2 separate regions of the Homo sapiens genome follow, and region 2 is linked to region 1. A link is an interaction called in ENCODE POLR2A ChIA-PET data of the cell type or tissue named here. Cell type or tissue: Caco-2. All regions are shown on one strand. Each heading gives the region's core, and the rest is flanking DNA. Links, peaks and the distances in the headings are about the cores only.

The links. ChIA-PET counts read pairs that join two places held together with the same protein. Peaks named below come from ENCODE experiments on the same cell type or tissue, not always from the same donor. Only the 100,000 strongest peaks of a DNase experiment are listed, where the experiment ranks them.
Region 2: POLR2A ChIA-PET joins it to region 1 with 5 read pairs; 4 of 35 experiments call an interaction of 5 or more read pairs at or near these places.

What each region holds. Positions count from the first base shown.
Region 1 is chr3:157,108,858-157,121,502 of GRCh38, forward strand. All of the region lies in intron 1 of LINC00880 (long intergenic non-protein coding RNA 880), which reads right to left. Among named protein-coding and RNA genes, the nearest start is that of LINC00880, 7.8 kb to the right of the region's middle. In Caco-2, for the core only: no CTCF peak of the experiment used is centred there; DNase peaks (open chromatin) are centred at 6,544 and 10,764.
Region 2 is chr3:157,055,310-157,067,954 of GRCh38, forward strand. No RefSeq gene overlaps it. Among named protein-coding and RNA genes, the nearest start is that of LINC02029, 20 kb to the right of the region's middle. RefSeq lists a silencer at 8,986-9,065 and an enhancer at 9,336-9,465. In Caco-2, for the core only: no CTCF peak of the experiment used is centred there; a DNase peak (open chromatin) is centred at 3,282.

The sequences.
Region 1 (12,645 bases), core at 3,003-11,002:
CACAGGCCCACAGCCAGCACAGATGAGCAGAAGGAATGCAAGTTTTGGTCTCCCAGCAGTGCTTTGCTTTTGACCCATATGTTTTTCCTTCTTGACCTGGAAGCAGCATTTGGGTGCTAAAGGAAAGGACCCTGAATGCTGGAGTCTTGCAGGCCAGGGTTTAAATCTCAGCTCAACCTCTTGGAAGTTGTGTGAACTTGGGCACAGCTCTTAGCTTCTCTGAGACTTCATTTTCTCCCCACTAAATGAAGGCAATACCCACCCTGCAGAGACGTTTAATAGAGGCAATAACTACCCTGCAGAGAGGTTCAATTGGGTAACATATGCACGATGTCTGGCACGCACTAATTGCTCATCAATAGTAGCTATTATTATTGTCCAAACTAGATTTCACTAGAAGTGAAGTCACAATTATTAAGCCATAAACTAATATGCATTTATTAAAGATCTATTTTTAAGTAGGATTGATAATGGTTGTGAGAAAAACCTTGCCCACCCCCTCCAGCAGTTAGGGACCCAGACAGGGAGTAAATAAAACCCATGGCAATGAACAAGTCACCAACAACTCAAGCATCTGAGACACAAGAGGCGAGAGATAAAATTTTCCTAGGTGTCTGCAACTTTGGAGATAAGGGCAGTGAGTGTGGGCAGATGGAGGCCCCAGGGAACCCTCTGTCTAGGCCCCCCTGCACTACATCACAGGTACCCTTCACAGGCCTAGTATCCATGCACTGTTCTTTTCCCCCCTTCTCCAGAGTTTGCTTTTTGGCTCATTCAGGTATTTTCCTTTCTGAGAGTCACTGGGGACTCAGAGCATCCTCAGGTTATCTGTCCTCAGGCCTAGCCGGCTCCTTGCTGGGTTCTGACCTCACCTCTGGCGTCAGTCTTATCAGGTGTGGACAGAATCGTCTCCCCAGCTCCTGGAGCTGCAAGCCCAGGATACTCCCCACACCCAGGCCTCATCCGGTATGATGGAGGAGGGCCAGGCACCTCTGGGACTAAACACAGTGGTCACCTGCCAAATCAAAATGACCACAGGGGTCTGCAAGCGAAGCCATGAGGCCCAGAATCAGGGAGGAAGGGTGGGGTTTACATAAGTGTTGACAAAGAACAGAGCAGATGCCATGCTCCGCCAAGCAGGAAAGAGGGAGGAGGATGCTGGGGAGAAACAGCAACCCTCTGCAGCCCAGGTCTTCATAGGGACACTAGCAAAGGGACAACAGGTCATGATGGGGATTTAGTGTCCTCTGGGAATTTTTTCCTCCCAGGGAACATGAAGATCCAGCTGAGCTCAGTCTTAAGAAATAAGTCTTAGGGTGACTGAATAGGAAGCGAGTGAGCTCACTGGGAACCAGAGAGGTAGACATATTGGGTACCTGGGCAGAGGTACCAGCTGCTCTGTGTAAACTCATATTCCATAATCAGAAAGCACACTTCATTTCTTTTCTTTCTTTCTTCTTTTCTTTTCTTTCTTTTTTTTTTTTTTTTTTTTTTTTTTTTTTTTGAGACAGAGCTTTGCTCTTGTTGCCCAGGCTGGAGTGCAATGGTGCGATCTCGGCTCACTTCAACCTCCACTTCCTGGATTCAAGCGATTCTTCTGCCTCAGCCTCCCAAAGTAGCTGGGATTGCAGGCTCCTGCCACCACGCCCAGCTAACTTTTTTGTATTTTTAGTACATACACGGTTTCACCATGTTGGCCAGGCTGGTCTTGAACTCCTGACCTCAGGGGATCCACCGGCCTCAGCCTCCCAAAGTGCTGGGATTACAGGCATGAGCCACTGAGCGCAGCCAGTACATTTCATTTCTATGGCACCTCTGGTTTGTTTAAATTTGTCGGCTGGCTTAAGTACTCCTTGGGGTTAATGGCTCAGGGGGGGTGGGAGTGGGTGAGTATTTAATTAGAATTCATTCCATAGGGGCCTCTTTGTCCTGTTAGGGTCAGCTCCGACCACTTGTTTCTCTGCACCGGGACTGCTGCCTTTATTGGACTTGTTAGTGTCTGTCAGTAAATGATAACTCATTTGAACTGTCTCCAGAATCACAGTGGTGCAGGGCGCAGAAGCTTCTCACATTGGTGTTTCACATTCTAGGGCTTAGAAGGGAGGCAGGGGTCAGGCCACTCCTCCAAACCATGGAGACTGCAAGCCAGAGAGCTGGCAGGCACCCAAGGAGCCAGGCCTCATCCTGGGGTGACAGAGAACCAAGGGAGCTGCAGACCCCCAAGGGGGCAAGCCTGGGACTGGCACCCTGTCAGCAAGAAACTAGTAGGGAACTGTGGGAATAGGCAGGTGGACAGCTGGGGTCCACAGAAATGGAAAGCCAGAGGAACAGAAAGCATTTCCTTCCCTGCAGGCTACATTCCACGTGCAGCCCCACTGTACTCGGACCTGTGAGCCACAGCCACGAATCTAGCCTTCAGAAATACTCACATCTGTGCAGAATGACAGGGTGCCACTTTGTTCATTGTACCATTGCTTGAAATAGCAGAAGACTTGGATCAATCTAAATCTCATCAATAAAAGTCTGATTAAATAATTCACAGTCTGTGCAGACAGTGGCATACTTCAAACGAAGCGCCTCACACTGTGATGGGGGATGACCTCCGAAATACATTGCTACATCAAACAAATACAACTAGGTTCAGAACTGTGTATTATCACTTGTTATTTCTTAAAAGGGGGCAAGTAGAGTGGGGAAGGGAAGAGAATATATATTTATGCACTTATTTATGCATAAACTATCTTTGGAAGGATTCCCAGACTGGTAATATGGTAATATTTTATTCCTCCAGGAAGGAGGGTGCCGGGATTGGGTGTGAGGGATGGGAGGGGACTGTATCCCAGCCCAGCCCAAACTTAGTAGCTTAAAGCAACCCCCATTCATCCAGCTCAATCTCTGTGGTTTGGCTGTGGTGGCTGGGGCCTCTCTGCACATGAGGACCAGGAGGCTGGTCCTGCCTTCACAAGGCAGCGTCAGAGTTCCCAGGAGCCAGAGACTCCTGAGCAGAGCAAGCCCAGTGCACAAACACTTTCAGACTCTTATTTGCATGATGTTTGCTGACATCCTTTTGGCGAAAGCAATTCACATGACCAAGCCCAAATTCAAGGCAGAGAAATAGACTCCATTTCTTAATGGGAGGAGCCACCAAATATTATGGTCACTTGTTTAAATCTACCTCAAGGTAGGGCAGGGATGATGACGGAGGGAGAGACTTTTCTCTTTTTAGCCTTTTGAACTTTTTGAATTTGAGTCATGTCAATATTACCTAATCAAAAATAACTAAAAGCTTAAAATTTAAAATAGATTCCCTGAGATTAGCTTCAAAATAATTCAGCTGTTGAAGGAGATGAGGCAGGGAGAGGGGAGAGTTGAGACATAGGCAAAATGAGATTGGCAGTGAGTTGGGAACTGCGGAAGCTGGGTGATGAACACAGGAAGGCTTGTAATAATCTACTTTGTGGATGCTCAAATTTCTTGCAGCAGGAATTTTTTTAAATAATAAAAAAGAAAGAACTAATAGCAAAAACTCACACTTACTAGACTTACATGGTAAGTGCATTGCCTGCGTCATCCCCTACAAGGTGGTCGGGACTCTTGTGGCCTTAACAACAGCTTTCTTGAGTGGCAGCTGCAGAGTGAGGCCACAGGGCAGCCTAAAACAGAGAGGAGAGCAGGGAAGAAAGGAACGTAGGAAGCTGCCTGCCAGTGTGGGCAGGACTTGTAGCTGAAAATCCAAGGATTGGGATGGTATTTGGTGGTGGCATGGAAGGTGAAAAATACTTGATTGTCTCAGAAACACACACAGAGCTTATGAGGGTTGGAAACAAGACGGGAGCCTTTCCAAGGATTCCAGACAAACACTATGGGGCATGTGAGCACATTTGAAGGAAAATGACTCAGTAGGAAATTTTCTCAATAGGTAGATTTTCTTGCCTCTTATCACTCAAAATGGCCACATGTGTGATCCTGGGCCTCCAGTCACCCACATAGCCTGGGCCTGGCGCTGAAAGGCTGGTCATGGAGCAGTTCTGAGAATGCTATTCTATGGCAGAGGAGGAAATCCTTCACCGTATCTTCTGAGTCCCTGGCCTCCCTAGCTAACCCTTAGAACTCTCTCCCTGTTCCAAATGTCTGCTAAGAGTTTTCCCAGAGGCTGTGGCTTCTGAAGCCATGTTCAGCCTCTGTGGAAAGCTCAGCTTTTAGGTGTGTTCCTGTGAATGCCAGTGCGTGCACCTGCAGATGCTCCTCCTGTGGCGGCTACAAGGTGGACACCTCTGTAGGGGAAGTGACTGTGGTACTTTCTAGGAATTTAGGGGTGTCCCCCACCCCAACTCTAGGCTAGGGTAGGTGACACCTATATCATGCCTTATTCCTGTCTTTATTGCTGAATCTCCACATTGTTTAAAATTGTTCATCACTATTCAAAGACTTAGTATTAAAGAATTACTGTTAAGTTTTTAGGTGTGATACTGGTATTGTTAAATTTTGCTTCATCCTTTTATTAAGGTATAATGTATATACTGAAAAGTGAACAAATTATATGTGTACAGCTGAAGAGATTTTTAAAAGAGAAAACACCTGTGTTGCCAGCCCGCAAGTCAAAAAAAGAGATCATCGCAAGCAAGATATTCATGTTGGTTAAAAAAGAATCTTTGTAGTAATATGTCCTTAAGGATCTACAGAGGAAATATTGATGTCTTGGGTTTGCTTCAAAATAACCTGGAGTTGAGGGAAGGCACAGACTAAACAACGTTGCTCACCAATTGATAACTATGGAAGCTGGTAAGGTTTCCATAGGCCTTCTATGTATTCTCTGTCTTGCTCTCTGTCTCACATATTTAAAATTTCTCCGATAAGATTTTTAAAACAATCATTAGAAGCCTTGGCTTTAACTGAAGCAGAGGTGGCTCTGAGGCATGAGGTAAAAGCTTAGAGGTGAAATTAAAATGTCCCTTTAGGATATTACTTGGTAATTAAGAATCTTTGAGTCTACTGGATTAAATATGTAAATAATCTATCTTTTTAAGTGGGTTTTTATGTGCCTATCTTCTCTGTGTCACTGAGAGCTTCCTGCAGGTGCTGGGTTTTATTCCTATCTGTATCCCTGCTGCTTATGTAGTACCATTCTTGGCACACAGGAGGTGCTCAGAAGTGCTTGCTGAGCAAATGAATGCTTGAATGTTATATCATATCCTATGACAAGGTCTAACAGAGCACCAAGGTGGTGTAGGTGCCCAAAACTGCTATATCACTTAAATTGAAATCAACACCACCAACTTCTTTTCTCTTTTGTAGTTGCTTCCAAACAATAAGTTGCTTAAATCCTAAAATATCAGAATTGAGAGGGACTTAAAGGTCACTTTGTATAACCTGCTTATGTTCTAGATGAGGAAACCAAGGTCCAGAGAACTAAGTGAACTTTTCAAGGTCACACAGCTGTTAGGGACAGAGCCAGAGCTAGAGCTCAGCCTTGTTGAGCCCCATCGGGCCTGTTGTTATTATATCATCCAGCTCCATGGCTGTTAATTTGACACACCCAAAATCCTATTTTCACAGGTAAAGAGAATTTCAAAGAGGTGAATATAATTTTCCCAAGGTCTTCGGTCATCGTGACTCCATAGCTCTATCAAAAACAGTGTTTGCCACCTTGGGTTATGGCCTTTACTTTGAGAAAATTTAAAATTCAGAAACTTTAATTTTAAGAACAGAGAGGTGATTATTCTCATTAGAAAGGACTTTGATGCACATTTTTATGCAAGAGGTGAATTCTTCTTTCAAATGTCTTTGAAATATGGGCAGATTTTTTAAACTTCCATCTACATCTAGCTTGTTAGGAACAAAGCAACTGTATAAAATCAGGCACAGCCCAAGCCATGTCCTGTCCTGTCAAGTGTCACAAGGGTACTTTCAACATTCCCAAGCCAAAAAATAAACCAATCAAAGATAACACACCAAGACTGGAAATAAATGAAAAACCCCAACAACAAACAAACAAAAAAAGTCAACCATTTCATAACGTGGTATCTTTTTAAAAAAACATATTCGTTTAAAAAAAGTTGTTAAATTAAAATGTTAAGATAACCATGCCTTATAATTTAATTTTGTTGTCTCTCAAAGCAGCATAACTATAGTGGTCTTTTGTGCCATTCATTTTCTGGGCTTTTCCATGCAAAAGTATGTTGCAGCTTTGTCCAGTGCCTTTTTCAAGCATCTTGTGACATTTCCATCCCCCTACCTAACAGGGTGGTCGGATTTCTTTGCTGTTAAGAGGATTACTGAGACGTTCCCCTTTATATAACTCAGAAGACTCCGTAAATAACAAGAAAGAGCAAACAAGAGATGTCAAGGAGAGAGGTTACAAGCAAGGGCTGCATTTCAGAGAAGCTGGCTAAGCAAAAAGAGGTCAAAGAACTTTCTTAATTGACACTGATAAAGCTGGGGATTGAGAAGCAGTGTCCTGGGCGCCATTTTCATGGGCAAGCAGAGGGGTTAGCTTACATTCATCCATCAAGTGTTAAGCTTTAAACCCAAGAACTTCGGGTGAGTCAGGGCCAATGACCGGTAAAGGAATGAGACACCTTATCTCTAATCAACCCTGCCTCAAAATAGCTCTCTTCCTTTGGGCAGAGACTCCCAGCACACTATAGTTCAGGGAAGTGCCTGAGCCACACTTAGTCAGAAAGTCAATGAGTACGCTTTGTGTACAAAGTTAAGTTAGACCTCTCTGCGTGGAGCAAGGCATAATTTAACAACCCTCACTATGGCTTGCATCAAATCAAGATGTTCCAGCCAGGAAGGAACTTACAGTTTACCTGGACCAGCTCCTCATTTTACAGATGAATAAACTGAGACCCAGGGAGATGGATGATTTGCAAAAGAACACCAAGGGAGTCAGTGGCTGGGCTGAGGGCTGAAACCCTGCGCTAGAGCAGACATTCTCTTTCTCTTGGCAATTCTGCTATACTCATCTGAAAAATGAATGAAACACTCATGCCCCTGGTCAATTTTCCTTCCGTTGTTAAGGAAATCATTGCCAATGCTCCAATAGTTTCTAAGTCAACACATTCACAGGCAGTTTTTGTTAAACCCTTTCATTGTGAGTCTCCCAAACTTCCTCTTCTATCTTCATACTTCAGAGAGCTTTACTTTTGAGGTTCACTGTGTGGGCTGCCACTGTTGTTCCTTTCTCCACTGCTGGGAGAATGTTACAAATGGGTAATTGAAGTACTTGGGGTGTTGCTCTTAGGATGGGGTCAGACAAAAATTGACACCAGCCTCATCAGCTGTTCACCCCTAACAAGGGTTGTGACTCACAGCTCAGGGACTGCTGTTTCAGAAATGATCTGTGACATGGCACAGCTCAAACATTCCTGCCTCGATGCTTCCTACACCGCCATTTGCATACTGTGTCCCCTTTGTGCGTCCGCCACACAGTATGGGCTCTGTCCAGAGCTATCAGAGGCACATGAGGTCTAAATAGGAGTGGGGGAAAGCCTGGAGCTTGCAAAAGACTGCTGAAAACTGGGCAAAATAATAAGGATTTAGGACATGGACAGACAAAGTTCTGGAATGTGCTGTTAGAAAAATGCCTGGCCCTATCTAACTTGAAGGAGTTTTGTGTCATGTTATTACTATCCAAGACTTTGTGTCAGAGACTGAAGAGAAATAAAGCACTAAGGGACAGGACATTCAATTTTGACACCCCTTCGTTTCTCCATGATTGTCATTTCTTAAATGTTCCACTTATTTCCTCCATGAGTCAACTGGGCTGGACTTATTGCAGCTCTCAGGTGGAAACTGGTCCTAGTTGTTCTTCATGCATGAGATTTATCTCTTCTAGCTAGACTCCAAGTTACTCTATAAAAGTCTCAGGGCTTTATAATTCCCGCAAGGTTTCCTACTGAGGGCTGGACATACAGGAGGTGCTTAATAAGTGTTAAATAACCATGTCCTGCTTGGTCAGCATCACAGTTTTAAACTCACTTCATGCTAAAGTCAGGTCATGCTATTCAGGTGCTCATTGCATTCATGAGAAGGCACAAGGGCAAAGAAGAATGATCGCCCGAGGTTTATACCCAGTGAATGACAGAGCCAAGCCTCAATCCCAGGTCTTCTGAAATCAAATCCAGTTCTCACTAACTCTTCTGTCTATCATAGGATGGATAAAGAAAATAGGCTAAAGGCATTTAGGTTAAAGCTGGTGAAAAGTGAAATCGTTCATTGCTGGGGGTGGAGGGTGGGGCAGGTCTTAAAATTTTTAAAGGACAATTTAACTGTTATATCCTCAGCTTACTACATAAGTTACACAAAGACTTCCATACATTTATGTAATTGTAACAGTGTTTAACTTTTTTCTTGCAAGAGTTCCATCATAATCAATTGGTTTAGCAGAATAAAAATTGGTTTCTTTTTAGCTGAAGAACTAAAAATAGGAGGCAAATTAATATTCAGCAAATGAGATGAATCTCTATGAGGTATGGCTTTATTGTTCTGATGAACACCAACTCAATGTGGTGTTCGAAATGTCTCAGTAACACCCATATTCATGTTCAAAGATGATGTCACCAAGGAACATCCACAGGCATTCACTGAGTGCACAGCACGGTTCTGGATGGCTTTCCAGAACCATCAGCTAGCTATAGGACCTTAGGTACATACTAAAGGACCCAACGTTTTTTTAACACCAACCATGTTCCAGAAACCTTGAAAAACACTTTGCATGTTATTACATTTAACCCTTGTGACAACTTTATGATTTAAAATGAGGACCCTTAGCAGAGAGTAGTCATTAATTTACTCAAAATGACATGGCCAATAAATGGCAAAGCTGGGAGCTGTATCAGATATTAGTGACTCCAAAGCCCATATTTTTCCCACTATACCAGAGCTTCTCAATCCTAATTCATATTAGTATCACCCAAGGAGCTTTCATATTGTAATGATGCCTGGGTCTCACCTCAGACCAATTACATCAGAATATCTGAGGATCTATCCTGGATGTTTTTTTCTGGATGTCTTTTCATCACCCTAAGTGATTATACTATGCAACCAGAGTTAACAACCACTGAACTGGGTGTGCTGAGACTCAGTGCCTTCAACTGTAAAGTAGATGGAGATCTCTACTTTCTACTTCTGTAGTCACCAGAAGGCTAATTACCCTGGGGCCAATAGCTGCCTGAGAAGCCCCAATCTGCACCTAGAGTAAGCAGTTGTCACCCATACTGTCAGATATTCTCCCAACTTTCTACTTAAGTGTGGGCTATGAGTACAGCTGTTTAAACTTCCAGGAATGGGACTCTAAGATATACAATTATTTCATATATTCATATATATGTGAACCCCAAATATCTGAGACAGATCTCAGTTAATTTAGAAAGTTTATTTTGCCAAGGTTGAGGATGCATGCCCATGACACAGCCTCAGGAGGTCCTGATGACATGTGTCCAAGTTGGTCAGAACACAGCTTGGTTTTATACATTTTAGGAAGACATGAGACGTCAATCAATATATATAAGCTGTACATTGGTTCTGTCTGGAAAGGCGGCACAACTTGAAGCTGGGAGGGAGCTTCCAGGTCACAGATACTTGAGAGACAAACGGTTCATTCTTGTGAGTTTCTGATTAGCCTTTCCAAAGGAGGCAATCAGATATGCATTTATCTCAGTGAGCAGAGGGGTGACTTTGAATAGAATGGGAAGCAGGTTTGCCCTAAGCAGTTCCCAGCTTGATTATTCCCTTAGTGATTTGGGGGCCCGAAGATTTATTTTCCTTTCATATATATATATATATATATATATATATATTTTTTTTTTTTTAAATCAGAACAAGGCCCTAAAACTCTAGAAAGATTCCCATGCCATTATTTTCTCTGTCTTTCTTTCCAGATATCAATCATAGCTATTTTGGTGAAATCCCTATTGCTCCAAACTATTTTAGTGCTGCCTCTCTGCCATCATGACAACAAAGGTCTTTTGAAAAATGTTCATAACCTTTGACCCAGAATTCTTTTAAGGAGGTAAACCAAAAGCAAGGAAAAAAAAGAACAAAAAAAGCTTTGGGAAGAAAGATGTTCACTGCAGTATTATTTATTATAGTGGAAAACTGGAGAAAACTCTTATGTGTAACAGTAGAAAAACAATTTAATAAAATATGAGGTAGCTTACTAAATGGAAAAATGCTTATTGCAAATGGTTTTTACATAGAGAGTTAACATGGAAAAATATTAATATTAATTCATGTTAAAATGCTGAATGAATGCAGGTACAAAATTACATAGTGATCTATGAGTTACATTACATAGTGTCATATCAACTATGTACGTCTTTTTATACACAGAAAAAAGAAGAAAAAATTATATTATTCCAAGGTTAAAATACCTAAAATTTAGAATATTTAGAATTGGGTTAAAGTACCTGAAATTGTTTCCACTATCAACCCAATTCTATATGTTTGAAGAACAGCATGTGAAGGTGGTTATGGAGCAGGCCCTGTCCAGAGAAATTTTATATCCGGCCCTGGGACCTCTAGGCCTGTATACACAGATAGAGGACTTATAAACAGCAGAGTTGAAACATGAGTGAATCTGAAAGAGCCAGTCCCTCAAGATGAATCCTGAGTGGCTACATAAATTTAATATAGAGCCAAACGGCCATTTACTGACTAGAGATTACACACTACTCTGAGTTCCTGGAAAACCCACAGTCGGCTTAACACTGGGGCTTTGACAGCTGACTGTTACCGCTCATGTGGCCTGAAGCAACGGAATAGGCTGTGCTCCCCATCAACCAATCAGGACTCAGCTGCATTGATCAATCAGAACCAAGCCAGTTTGAATTGTTCATTTGCATAAATGGACCTGATTGGGAACCCAGGTAGGAATTTTCTCTGTAAACGCCAAACTGTCTCTTTGTTCTCTTCATTTTACACTTAGGGCTATGTTTCCTCGTCTGTAAACTGTTCATTGTAATAAAGTCTGTTTCCTCTAAATTCCTTTTCAGAGAACTTTTGTTCACACATAAAACCACAGGTCACGTGATTTTTTTGTTTGTTTTTGGAATGGTATGCACAGATAAATTTAAAATTACAGTCAAGGGAGGGGTAGCTAAGACAGCCCAGTGACGATGATCAATTCTACGTCAGGAAGAAATCAAGAAGAAAATGGGGTTCACAAATGAGTTAGTAACAACCGAGATTTCCACTTTGAAAGTATCTTCACACCGTTATTTCACGGGATCCTCAAAACCCCCTGAGGTGGTAGGAAGGTGATTGTTGGTGTCAGTCCCATTTTGCAGAAGAGAAAAATGAGTGTCAGGCAGAGTGGCTCGCTCGGTGCCCTGGCGGCGGCAGCGCGCCAAGGCCCAAGGCCCCTCTGGTCTCTGGGCTTAGACCTACGGCAGGAGGCGGGGGAAGCCTGCAGCGCAGCTCAGCAGCAGGTGGCAAGCCCTCTACCCGCTGGGAACGTTCAGGGTTATCAGCCCGTGGGAAGCAAGGTAGGACCCGCAGCTTGCAAGAATCTGCAAGGTGGGAACGGCGTTCGGGATGTGTTTGGCCCCCCAAGGCCAAGGCACGAAGGGGTCCCAGGCGGGTCGCCAGCGGCGCGGCTTACAATGGCCGGTTCGACCCAGAACGGTCGCCGCCGCAAGGCGGGTGAACTTTCCCGCCCTATGCGCCTGTTTCCGCGGGCCAGGCCGTCCGCCCGCGCCGCGTGGCCTGCCTAGCTGCACCTTAGCCCCCATGCGCCGGGTAGGCCCGGGCCCCGCCGCCGCGCTCTGAGCCCGCGTGGGTCTCACAACCATGGCCCTCTTATCTGCTCCTGTGCTTCGGTGTTTGGTTTTCCCTGTTTGACAGACTGAACCTTGTACTTTCGCAAATAACAAGTGTTTGCTCAGCAATCCAAGCAGCACCGGCAAGATTGCAGGTGCTGCGGCGGGCATGAGAGGTCATGCATTCGGGATGCCAGGAGGTCCTGGAGTCAGGAGCCCTGCAGCCCCTTCAGGGATGCCAGTGGCTTGGGCTGAACCCCAGACTCTGCCCTCGAACTTGAAGGGAACTTGAAGCTTCTTTAGGCCAAGTTTTATTGAAGGGTGTCCTGGGACACAATTCAGTGACTAGTAAATTTTGGCCATCGGAAAGCTCTCTTTACCCTAAAGAAAGACGAATACACTTAATGACAATTATGATAATAATAAATTTAGAAAGGCAATGGTAATTCTTTTTTTCCTAACTTGTCTCACTCTACTTCTTTTAAATTCAAAACAGGTCCCCTTTTTGCTGTTGTTAAAAAGGATTTTTTAACTTCTGAAATTAAAGCAGAGTATTTCACTTTTGTTAAAAAATAGAACTTAATCCACAGTTGAGATTTTTGTTTTTCTAGACTTGAAAATCTGCTTGTAATTTGCACAAATGCCTTTCACTTCAAAACCTTTTATCCAAATAGAAGCACAAAGTTGTACTTGCCTTTCCTTCCACAGAAGGCGTTTCCAGTATCTTGCATACACAACAACTTGCTCAGGTTAAACATAGTTTCATTAAAGAGCTATTAAATGGTGCTCTTAAAGTTTATCTTTGCATTTTAAAAGGGGTATAGATGTTGCCAAAACAGCAAGGATAGCATGTAGGGTACTTTGCAGTTCTCTAAACTTTTTC
Region 2 (12,645 bases), core at 2,922-10,921, 54 kb before region 1:
TGTTCCCACTTTAAAAGTAGTAAATAGACTTCCAGTATAAGATGGCATGACATCTGGCTAACAAGCCTTGAAGCAGCCCCTTCCAATATCCCATTAAAAGCTCTGTGATGGGTCAGGTGTGGTGGCTCATGCCTGTAATCCCAGCACTTTGGGAGGCTGAGGCTGGAGGATCACTTGAGGCTGGGGCAACATAGCAAGACCCCCATCTGTATTAAAAAAAAAAAAAAAGGCCCTGTGATGAAAAAAGACCAAAGACTCACAGCCCAAAAGCAACAGAGTATCAACAAGAACCTCAGCTGGGCATGGTGGCTCATGCCTGTAATCCCAGCACTTTGGGAGGCCAAGATGGGTGGATCACTTGACGTCAAGACTTCGAGACCAGCCTGGCCAACATGGTGAAACCCCATCTCTAATACAAAAATGAACCGAGCGTGCTGACACAAGCCTGTAGTCCCAGGTACTCAGAGGCTGAGGCAGGAGAATCGCTTGAACCCGGGAGGCGGAGGTTGCAGTGAGCCGAGATCATGCCATTGCACTCCAGCCTGGGTGACAGAGTGAGACTCCATCTCAAAAAAACAAAACAAACAAATAATAATCATAAAAAGAAACTGGACCTTCATTGCTGTGCCAACTGGGTGCTGCCCCTCAAGGCACCGAAGGCCACTTTGCTGGGAACATTCTAAGATGGCAAGTCTGAAAAAAAGGCTAAAAAAGTTTGTGTGAGTGGTGGTGGGGAGGGAGAGATGAGCAGTGGTGTTAGATCCTGGGACGTGGAATTCTCTCTGTGCAGCAATGATGTCAGAAGACTAAGCAGCATGTATAGAGAAGTTGGCTATGTTGGAAGATTCCAGGTACACCACAGTAGTAGCAGCAGCAGCAGCAGTATAGTAACAATAACATTATAGGAGCTGACAGGTATTATTTATGATGGGCAATGTATGGTGCTCAGGGCTTTAAACACTTTTAGACCTCAAAGAACCATGTGGTGTTGGTATGTTTACTGGTTTCCTTTTACAGATAAGAAAACAGAGCTATAGAAAAGTTAGCAATTCACTCAAACTGACACAGGTAAGAAGTGGCAAAGCCTGGATTAGGCAAATAGGCACAAATAAACTGGGAACTGGACTAGAGGCTATGCACATCATCTTGCCCTCCAGTTGTGCCTCTGAGAAGGAATATGCTGCTCAACCCTGAGCAAATTTGAAGACATCTCTGTGTCCTTTTGGTGACCAAACAAACAAACAAAGAACTCAGAAACTATGGCAAAAAGCATTACAGAACAAAATAAAGAAGTAGCACGTAGGACCAAGAAAAAAAAAACCCATGGAAAGGATCCACTGTGGAATCTTATAAGGATCCTTTAGGAAGCTATTTAGCATCCTGTCGAAGCACGATATTATAGACCGCATTCCTTTTTTAAAATATCACTTTCTATATTAAGTCTTGAGGTCTTGAACTTTCTGCTTCATTTCTTTAAAAAAAAAATGGTATTCCATCTCTAGCCTTAAAAATACCAGGTCCTCCTAAATACAAAGGAGAAAAAGTATTAATATAGGAGTGAAAGGAGAAGGAGAACTAACAAACAACACAGCAGTTCACAAGATAAAATTCTCAGATAAAGTCAAAGGCCAAATTTTACAAGAATAAAAACATGTTCTAAATCTAGTAACCGTAAGAGCGCTCTTGAAAACTGTCTATAAACGTCCATTTTTGAGAGACAGGCCTTCAAAAGTTTAAAGCTTCTTTTATGGAATAAAGCCTTTTATTCCCAAAGGACATCTACGCTACTTATTCACTGTTAGTAGCAGTATGAAATTAACACTCATGATTTTAGAGTGTGTATAAACTCCCATTGTTTTGTTATCATGCAGAGGATCTTAAAACTCTATCTTTGTTCTTTTTGCTTTGATTTATTTCTACCTTCTTATGTGCTTTCTATTTTTCTAGCTTTCTGCCCTGTCTCTTGCCATCTTTTTTGTTTTCTTCTTTTGCTTATTCCTCTCCCCACCTCCTCTACCTTCTGCTTCTTTGGAAGCAATTATCTCTATTTTAATTTTAGGAGTTACCATAGACATGTTAACGTGCTTGCTTAAAGTTAATTTCTTGATGCTGTACCCAAGCAATGCAGGAACCATAGAATACTTTATAATTTTTCATCTTCTTCCATTTTGTATTATACTTTGGCTAGTATTTGGATTCTATATTGTTTTTTAATCTCACAAATTAGATATTATTATTATTTTTACATGTAGCCAATGTTTATTTAGCTTTACCCAATGTATTTTTTGATTTATTTGTCCACAATTTTTTCTCACATCTCAGACCTTCCTGCATCTGGCCTCATAATCTTACTGCCTAAAGCAATTATTTCTTTCCAAAAGCTTTATTTGATTTTCTTCAATGTGCTAGATTTTGTAAAAACTATTATTCCTTGCTTGTAAACTTTTCATTTCTTTAAACACATCAAACTTGCTATTTTATATTCCGAGTCTAATAATCTTTATGGATCTGATTTTACTGTTTATTGTTTTTGATGGTTCTCATTCATGGTGCTTTGTTTTCCCGTGCTCATCCTCAAGGCGGGCTAGATCTTTCTCAAGGAAAGGTGACTATGTGTATATGTGTTTCAATGTGAAGTTGTGTCCCTTGGAACCTTATCTATAAGAATTCTTTGAGACCTAATTGAGATTGCATTTTTCCAGAGAAGATTTGCATTTGTCCCTCCCAGTTAATTATACAAACATTCTGAGACCACTTCAATTAAAATTCTTTTTTGATTTTTCATATGTGGGGGATATAAATTCATACAAAAAGCCAGGTGAGGGTCAGGTTGTAGTTACAGATTCTGAAGTGAGATTTTCTACTACAGTCAGCCCTCTGTATCTGTGGGTTCCATATCATGGATTCAACCAACCAGTGATTAAAAGAAATAAACAATAAAAAATAACAATGCATTAATTTTTAAAAGACAAAGTTTTTAAATGCAGTATAACAAGTATTCACATAGCATTTACATTGTATTAGGTATCTTAAGTAAATCTGGAGATGATTTAAAGTATACGGCAGTAAGTATGTACATTATATGCAGATTCTATGCCATTTTATATAAGGGACTTGAACATGGTATCTGTGAGAGTCTTGGAACCAATCTCTCAAGGATACCAAGGGACAACTGTATAAATTTCAAGTGAGATTGTGTTTACCATCGCCACTGGCCAAAGACATGCAGTGCCTCTCCACTCTGTTCTTCCCCTTCAGTGCACATGGCAAAGGCCTAGAAATGTTACAAGTTGGGCTGGGTGTGAGTGGTAGTGAAACTCTCCCTGCTGTATCTCAGTCTGTGACTGTTTAGCATATATTCCTCATTCAAAGTAAATTTCAAGTTAGTTTTTTACAGAAACACCTTTTGAAGTTGCTGGGAAAATATGGCAGAGCCAAGAAAGTTGACATCTTTATTGTCTTCTGTTTGACATTGGGATCAAACACTGTATTTGTCATCTGCAGAACAATAGTATTTTGACCTTTATCTCTCTACACAGCATTTAGGCAAAAAAAAAATGGACTGTGTAAAGATTTTTTTATTATACTCTGCTGAGCAGGACAGTTATGTTATGACATCAGTTTTACAATTGTTCTTTAATCTTTATGTCAATAATATATTCAAACGTATTGAATCTCCTAAAGTAGTTAGCATTTACTAAGTTCCATACCTAATGCCTAAGTAACTACCTGGGGTATGTTTTAAGAAAACAACTCTGAACTGCCTGCATCTGCTGCTTTGTCATGCCTGGGAGAAACAGACTCTCTTATATTAATCTATGAAGAATTTTAAAAGAATGAAAACCCGAGTTTATCAAGTTCATGTTACTATCTTTATGTATTGACATTTGGAAATGTCTCTAGTCATTGTTTTTCATTATCACTATGGCTTTTAAAGCCTCCAATATTGTCATTTTGGCAAATAAGTGAACACCATCAACTGTGTGAAAACAATGAGCCTCACTTTGTGATGTGACATGGGGAAGATATTTTTTAATTTTCTAGCAGGTGCTGGGCCATGAGTCTGACTCATAAAGATAGTAATTATACCTCTTTTCTGAAGTGAAGCATCAGAGAAAGAACATACTAAAATTAATGGAGAAAGCAAGACTTGGGTAGTTCATTCTCTGTATCTGGAGAATCCGTGATCTCTAGAGATTTTTTTTTTTAAATGAACCAGGATAGCACAGGCATAGATATTTGTCTTTGTGTCAAAACCATGGCCCCTTAGCAAATTGAATCTCCTCTTATCTTTAGACAATTCAAGAAAGATAAAAATCTTGAGGTTTTTATAGTATTGCACACAGATAAATCCTTCTTACAGATTGGAACCAAATTTTTAATGTGTTTGAAATGGCAAAGAAAATGTATTTCAGAAATGATTTTCACATGAAAAAAACTTTTAAATTAGAAGACTCCATACAGGCAGGGTGGTGATTGTGTAAACATGCCACATTATGTGAAAATGAGAGCTGATAGATTCATGTAGAGCATGCACTAGTGATACCATGAATCAGAACAAGAAATGTTCTCTCATTCCTTAAGTGTTGAAACTAAGGTGGAAGGAGAAGTGGGGAGAGGGCTGGTTTGATAGTGAGATAGTGTTACAAAGACCAGCTGAAAACAAGAAGCAAAAATTGCAAGATAGGTGCATTTTAATTTGAATTTCAAGGGGCAAATATGTGACCTTGAATATTTGCTCTATGCCTCTTCCAGCAACCATAGATATAGGCATAAAATAGCCCTAAACCAATAGAAGATTATCTTCTCTCTCTCCCTCCCCCTATTTTTATAATATAACATAAAACAATAAGAAGAAACTGATTAAAAAGGAAATTACTAGGAATTAATTTGAGAAGGAAAATGTTGAAGAATAGTTTCCATCAATCTGGCATTACTGCATGTCCTTAAACCATCCTCTGATTGCTTGTAGCAACTTCTTTCCCAAACCTCTTCATTGTTCTTTAGCCTCAGTAAAGGATGGTGTTGCGATTAAAGACCACTGTCTTGTACACAAGTGACATATTGTGCATTACTTTGCAATCAATACTGTTTTGTGGGTTGATGATGATACTAAAGAATTGTTTGAGGTTTCCTTGGGCTTCAAACAATCAAACAAACAAAACCTACATGCAATCAGATCTTGTTATTGGCTGTGGAGAAAGGCAAGTTGTCACAGACTTCTATTACCTAGGTAGGTCATTATTTTAAAGGGATATGAGAGCAACAGCAATATAAGCCTGGAACTTATGACTAGGACAGTGTTTATGGATAAAATTTTGATCACTGTGTTCATTGTTTCTTTTCCCTGACATCTACAAGTACAGGAATGCAAACAATAACTAAGAATTTACTGTGTCCCTTCATGTTATGGACTGAATTGTGTCCCCCCAAAATTCGTATGTTGAAGGTCTACCCCCGATATAACTATATTTAGAGATAAGGTTTTTAAAGAGGTAATTAAATTTAAATGAGGTCATAAGGGTAGGACCCTAATGCAATACAACTGATGTCCTTATAAGAAGAAGGGACGCCAGATGCTTGCACACGGAGAGAAGGCCATGTAAGGACACAATGAGAAGGTGGCCGAGTACAAGCCAAGCAGAGAGGTCTCAGGAGAAATGAAACCTGCTGATCCCCTGAGCCTGGACTTCCAGCCTCCAGAACTGTGAAAAAATAAATGTCTGTTGTTTAATCCACCCAGTCTTTGGTATTTGGTATGCCAGCCCTAGAAAACTAAGACCCTTGGGATGGTTTACAGGTGTAATGCCATCCCATTGTGATATCAAGTTGCAGCCTAGAATCCTGAAGATAGCCAAAATCCCGTGAGAGCCTGACATACATACTAGATTTGGCTTCTCTATCAACTTTTTTTCTCCCATGTGCACTATACTATAGTAACAGGAACAGAGGGACCATCAATTAGATTCAATGTGCTGAAACCCCATGAAAAACTAGGCAGTGCATGGGAGACATTTCTCAAAAGAAGAAATACAAGTGGCCAACAAACACATGAAAAAAAAGTTTTAATTTGCATAGAAATGCAAATTGAAAACACACTGAGATATCATCTTACACCAGTCAGAAGGGCTATTATTAAAAACAAAAAACAACAGATGTCGTTATGGATGCAGAGAAAGGGGAATGTCTATACACTGCTGGTGGGAATGTAAATTACTTAAACCTCTATGAAAAGCAGTGTGGAGATTTCTCAAAGAATTAAAAATAGAACTACCATTCAGAGCAATCCCACTACTGGGTATTAACCCAAAGGAAAAGAAATCATTATATAAAAAAGACACCTGCACATGGGATATATATATATATATATATATATATATATATATATATATATATATCCCATGTGCAGGTGTCTATATATACACACACACACACACACACACACACACACACACACACACACACCATGGAGTACTACACAGCCATAAAAAAATAATGAAATCATATCCTTTGCATCAACATGGATGGAACTGTAGTCCATTATTCTAAGTGAACTAACTCAGAAACAGAAAATCAAATATCACATGTTCTCAAAAGTGGGAGCTAAACAATGGGTACACATGGACACAAAGATGAAAATAATAGACACTGAGGACTCCAAAGAGGTTGGGAGGGGAGTGGGGGTTTGAAAAATTATCTATCGAGTACAATGTTCACTATTTGGGTAACACACTAGCCCAACCCCTACCCTTATGCAATATATCCATGTAACAAGCATGTATATGTATCTCCTGAATCTAAAATAAAATAAAACTTTTTTAGAAGGAATCAGTGTGCTGGACACTGCTAAGTGCTCTGAGAATACAAAATGATTTAGAGTTGTTTCCCTTAAGGGACTCATCATCTCCTGGAGAAAGACAAGATGAGCCAATACTCTGATAAAGGTGTAAAGAGAAACTTTTGGAGCTAAGAGTGATTGATTTGAATTTTGGGCTTGGGATTCTGGGAAGGGCAGGGAGGATCAGTGAAGGTTTCACAAACAGGGAGAAGTTCAAGTAGGACTGTTTTGGTACCTATTGATCTCTAGCAATACAACTATGGAAAAACATAAAGAAGCTCATTCATTATCTCAAGGCAAGCTATGTGCCTGGACCTGAGCTAAGAATTAGAGCTATAACCTTAAGCAAGACAGAGTTCCTGACTTCAAAGAGTGTATAGCCTGCTAACACACTCGTGATCACACCACCAAGAGTTAACCACTGCTGATATGTTGGTGCGGTCCTTCCCAATTTGAAAGAAAAAAAAGTTGAGATTACCCTGTGCGTACAGTTTTGTGCCTTGGTTTGTTTTTTCTCTCCTGGTACACAGATATTGTGAGAATTTTCCTCACAGCATTAAATAATCTACAAAATCATGATTTTGAATTGATACATCACACATTGTCATATGAATATATCATTGTTTACTTGAGCGATTCTCTGTTGCTGGGAAATGTTTTCTAGTTTTTGCTACTACAAAATAACACTGTAACAAATATACTTAATCTTTATGCTTCTCTCACAATTTTCTTAGGGTAAGTTTCCAAACTAGCTAAATAACTAGTTCAAAAAGAAAGAACATTTTAGAAGCTCTTGCTGATAGTTTTTCTAATGTGGCTTATAGAAATGTTGTCCGGGTTTGTGTTTCCCTAGCAGGTATCTGAGTGTCTTCTGCCTGGAGATTGTCAAGCGGCAGACCATGAGGAAAGCAAGCCTGGTCCCAGGAATGGGGTGGGGAGTTTTGGCCAAGCGTGACATGAACTAAAAAATGCTGAAAGAAACCAAAAGACAGGCTACAAACTACAATCAATGAATAGCCAGTAGGAACTTGGCAATTAAGGAAATAAATTGTAGGAAATGATTACAACACAGTCCAAGTCAACACAAAGATTTTATTTGCTTCTAGCACAATTTTAGGGCACCATTCTGAAACCTGTGTGTGACTAAAGGGATTCTGAGAAACAAAGGTTCACTGTGGGTGTAGTTAGAGCTCCTTGAGTAGCAAGCAACAGAAACTGACCTTGGCTCATCTAAATCAAAAGGGAATTTACTGGAAAAACAGCTGATCTTTCAATAGCTCAACTGGAAATCAGGTCCAGAAACTAGGAAAGAACAAACAGGAACCGGGGTGACGCCATAGGCAAGAAGCAGCACAGAATCAAGACCTAGGACCTCCTCATTGGGGTCGCTTGGCTACACAACTGTGAATCACAAATGAGCTCCAGTTGGTTTCCATCTTTTGATGACTTTGTTCAAATGTCAGATTCCAAGGAAGGAGGATCTGACCGACCTCATGTGGCTCACATGCATTACCCCAGGCCAGAGAAAGGCAGACACCCTGACTAACAACTTTCCATATGTAGAATAAGTAATTCTTAGAGGTAGGTCAGGGCACAGCCAGCCAAAACCAAAACTGTTTACCATACCATGTTACCTGGCAGGTGAGGTACACTAAGATTTAACCATTGTTAATCTCTGAGCCCAAATTAATTTCCCACATCGAACTCCTGCCTCCCCACCCCACCACACCCCACCAAAGTAGAATTCTGTGGAAGTGAAGAGACCCAGGAACTGTTAAGCTTTGATCAGACACGACTGAGAAATTCTAAATACCAGCCATCGTGTATGTGGTGCTGTGCTGGAAGTTGGTATGAATAAATAATTAAAATAAATAATCCTGCTTTAACTTGAACTGAGGTTTAGCCTTTCTCCCTCCCCACTTCTTTTTCATCTGGAGCTCTGGGCTTTGACTGATTAAAAACAACAAGGGAGCAAGTGAACTGGAAGGAGTCTTGACTGAGAGCCAAAGCCAGACTCCTGCTGCCTTCTGCTGGGCCAGAGTCCCCTCCTCCATCTGATGAGCCTAGTGCAGAAAAGAGAGCCCAAAAGATATTGCCTGGCTTTGTTTGAGAGGAATGCTAAAACCAGATCAGTACAGGGGGCAATGGGAAGCTGGCTCTCCCCAAGAGGTCTCTCCCTTGAGACAAAATCTCTCAGGCTTGTCTTTCTCTCCTGGCTTGTAGGAATCACGCCTCATCCCAGTGGCTATAACTGAAGCCATTGGCCCTGCGTGTGCTGCTTCTGGTACCCGCGAACAGAAAGAAGAAACCCAGTTCCCCTCAGGCACCCTCATCATTCAGCCAGGCAGTGATAGGAAGAAAAGGGGAACTGATAACTTTCAGGAACAGAAGCAAAGTAACACAAATCTCATGGCACTGTGGCACATGACAAGTCACAGGATCAGGGCGGGGGTTCATGCAGGAATGTAACACGGGAGATGAGCTGCCCTTGAGGACAGGGCGGTGGTCAGGAAATGGCAGACTCCACTCTTTCTGAAAAGAGGCCAGGAGTCCTGGTCTCAGGTCCTTGGGTACTGCAGAGCAGACGTCATTAGACATTTCCTTTGAGTAATCAGGACTGCAGGTAATGAATTACTCCCTTGGGAAGTGGGTTTGGGGCTGCAAAGTGGGGACAGTGATCCTACACTGATCTCCAGAGTCAACTCAGTCTTCAAGAGTACATTCTAGAAAGACTTTGGGATCTTTACATCCACAGAGCCAAGGCAAGATCCCAAGAGCTCTGGAGAATGCTCTTTCAGAGTCCCAGAGGAGTGGAGAAATGACCATTTGGTCCAGGACACTTGCTGATTTGGGAAGGGGCGGCCTTGCCAGTCTGTGGAGCCAGGGTCTGAGTAGAATCATCACAGAGTACTCTGCCCAGAAAGAGTTACAGTGGCCCCACCACATGCAGAATTTAGAAACTGCCATGCCATACAATACTAGTAAAAATATTAACAGGGTTCCAGTTTTCCCCACGATAAACACTTCAATATTTTTTTCTAAAATATCAAATCATTTCCATTTTTTCTCATTTTCTAGGGCTTTGTTTGCCTAGTCTGCTTCGGGTAACGATGTGCTAGGCATGGCCCCAGGAGGCTCCAGCAGACTTTGTTAACTGGCAAGAGGCTGCTTTTGTGCATCACAGCAGGAAGAAAGTCTACATGTGAAAAGCTTCCTGCTTGGAACATGGGGGTCAAGAGGACTTGCTCCTAAGGAGGAGAATATCTGTCCTGGGCAGGCTCTGTTCTCCCCCACAGGGCTTCTCTGGGTGGGCCCCTCAGCCCCATCTGCAGAGCGGAGGCTGAAGGACCAAGAGCAGGTCATGTGGGTCTGAGGGCACCTGGGATGAACTGTCACCCTGAGAACTATCTGTTGAACGCAGCCTTCTCTTCGGTGACACTTAGTCCCAATCTAAGGGTCTCTGGCATGGAGCGTGTCAACTCAGCATGCAAGCTCTGCTGCACCGGCCATCCCTCTTCCACAGATGCTCTTGCCTGCCTTTCCCTGTACTCAATCCCACCCTCGCTCTGTGTCCATCCCTAAACCCACTGTAGCTGGAAGTCCATTTCTCTCCTTCTATGGGGCACTTACATTCTTCTGACCTTTCACCTGTGTTGCCTACACTTAGCTTTTCCTTTTAACTTTTAATCTGTTTTGGGCTCATATCTAAAGTCTATCATATGCTCCAGAAGGCCAGGGTCATTTTTTTTTCTATTCTCTGTGTGTCCTGCACAGTCCCTAACACATAATAAGTGCTCCTCTGTGTCCCTTTTTCCTCAAAAAGCTTGCTGATAATAGCTCAATTACAGGACACATACATCACCTTCACACATTACCTAGAACAGTGGCCCTTAACCTCTTAAGAGTGACTATATTCTTAAGAATATAGTGAAAGCGACAAACCCCTCCTCAAAAAGATGCACATGGACATATATGGAAAAATTGCTTCATGCAAATTTCAGGATTTTACAGCCCCTCTGCAACCTGTTCAGCCATTGACTCTAAGCTAAGAAACACTGTTTAAACCGGTTCTTTTAACTGCACTGCGAGGTGGCTGCACAGACATTGTGGCCTGTGTTTAACAGGTGGGAAAAACTGAGGGTTGGAGATGGGGAGAGACTCCTCCAGACTGCTCTATATGGTTGATTGGTGTGGCTCCTTGCCCAGTGCCCACATCTCCTTTGATATCTATTTTGCAGATTTGCCCTGAGAAGTGCAAAATCAACACAGAAATATCTCTTCCATCAGTACCTGTGCATCAGGGCAGAAACTGTAATTCTTGTCATTCTTGCCCTTGCTATGATGTTTGGCATCTGATGAAACAGTGCCTCACAAAGTCCAGCTGCAATTCTTGCCAGGGCTGAAGCGAGTTCCTCTCCTGGTGTCAGAGGACAGCTTGCTTATTGTTGTAAATTTTTTATTTTCTCATCAGAGGCTCCCAGCTGTCTCTCCAAATCTGAATACAAGAAGTCAAATGTGAGAGCAGCCAGGTGGAGTTATTAGCATTGCGGCAGACCTTCTCATCTCAGCAGCTGCATCAGTTATTCTCGTGTGTTGGCTTGAGATGCCCTGCACCAAACCATGGGCCCTTTACTCAATCGACCCCATGATTCGGAAGGCCCCGGCATCTCGGCAGGCAAATGACGTGATGAGGAAGGAGTCATGGAAGGGCATTGAGCCAGCACCTTACACAGCAGCTTCAGTTTCCACTGTCAGTGCGTGATATGTGAATGAAAATCCCTGCGTAGTCATTAATGCATAATGCCTCAGTCACTGCCTCAAAAATCAATCTTTTACTGCCTCAACGAGGAAAAAAAACAATCCCACTGCTCTCCCAGGCCCTGTAGTGTGAGTCTATCATGGCCACTTGGGCATCACTTGGGCTCAGCTCCCTGACATGACAGAGTGTAATAGCTTCATAAAAAAGCAAGAGTGGTGGTTTTTTCAAACACCATTTGCTGTGTTTGAACAAATGTGCTTCATCACAGCTCCGCCTGCCTGTGGGCTGCTCTGTAGCTGACAGATAGCCCCAGCCTAAGGAAGCTAAGGTAAAGATACATGAAGTTCACCTTCCTGCACACTCAAAATATTCAAATCTTCTCTAACCACAGCCACAGGGCTCGTGCCAAATAGGTGTGCCCCTTCCTTGAATTTGTATGTGTGAATATTTCAAGCAGTGATGGCCCTGTATACCTTCTAAGGAAAAATATGTCTCTCAAATCAGCTGTTGTTGTTACTTTTTGCCCTTGTGGTTTCCCGGCATGACCCCAGGCACCTGTTAGTAGCTGTTGTGCTCCAAGACCACAACCTCCTAAACAAAGGTATTTATATTTCAAAGGGGATGAGGCCTTATTCAGTTCCTTCCTTCCCCACCTCCTTTAAGAAAATTCCAGCATTTGGGCTGGGCGTGGTAGCTCACTCCGGTAGTCCCAGCACTTTGGGAGGCCGAGATGGGTGGATCTCTTGAGGACAGGAGTTCGAGACCAGCCTGGCCAACATGATGAAACCCCATCTCTACTAAAAACACAAAAATTAACTGGGCATGATGGTACATGCCTGTAGTCCTAGCTACTCAAGAGGCTGAGGCAGGAGAATTGCTTGAACCCAGGAGGCAGAGGTTGTAGTGAGCCAAGATCTTGCCATGCACTCCAGCCTGGGAGACAGAGTGAGACTCCATCTCAAAAAAGAAAAAAAGAAAAGAAAATTCCAGTGTTTGACTAGCGTGCACTGTGATAGCCTGTCAGGGAGAAATATTTGGCCAGAGGTGT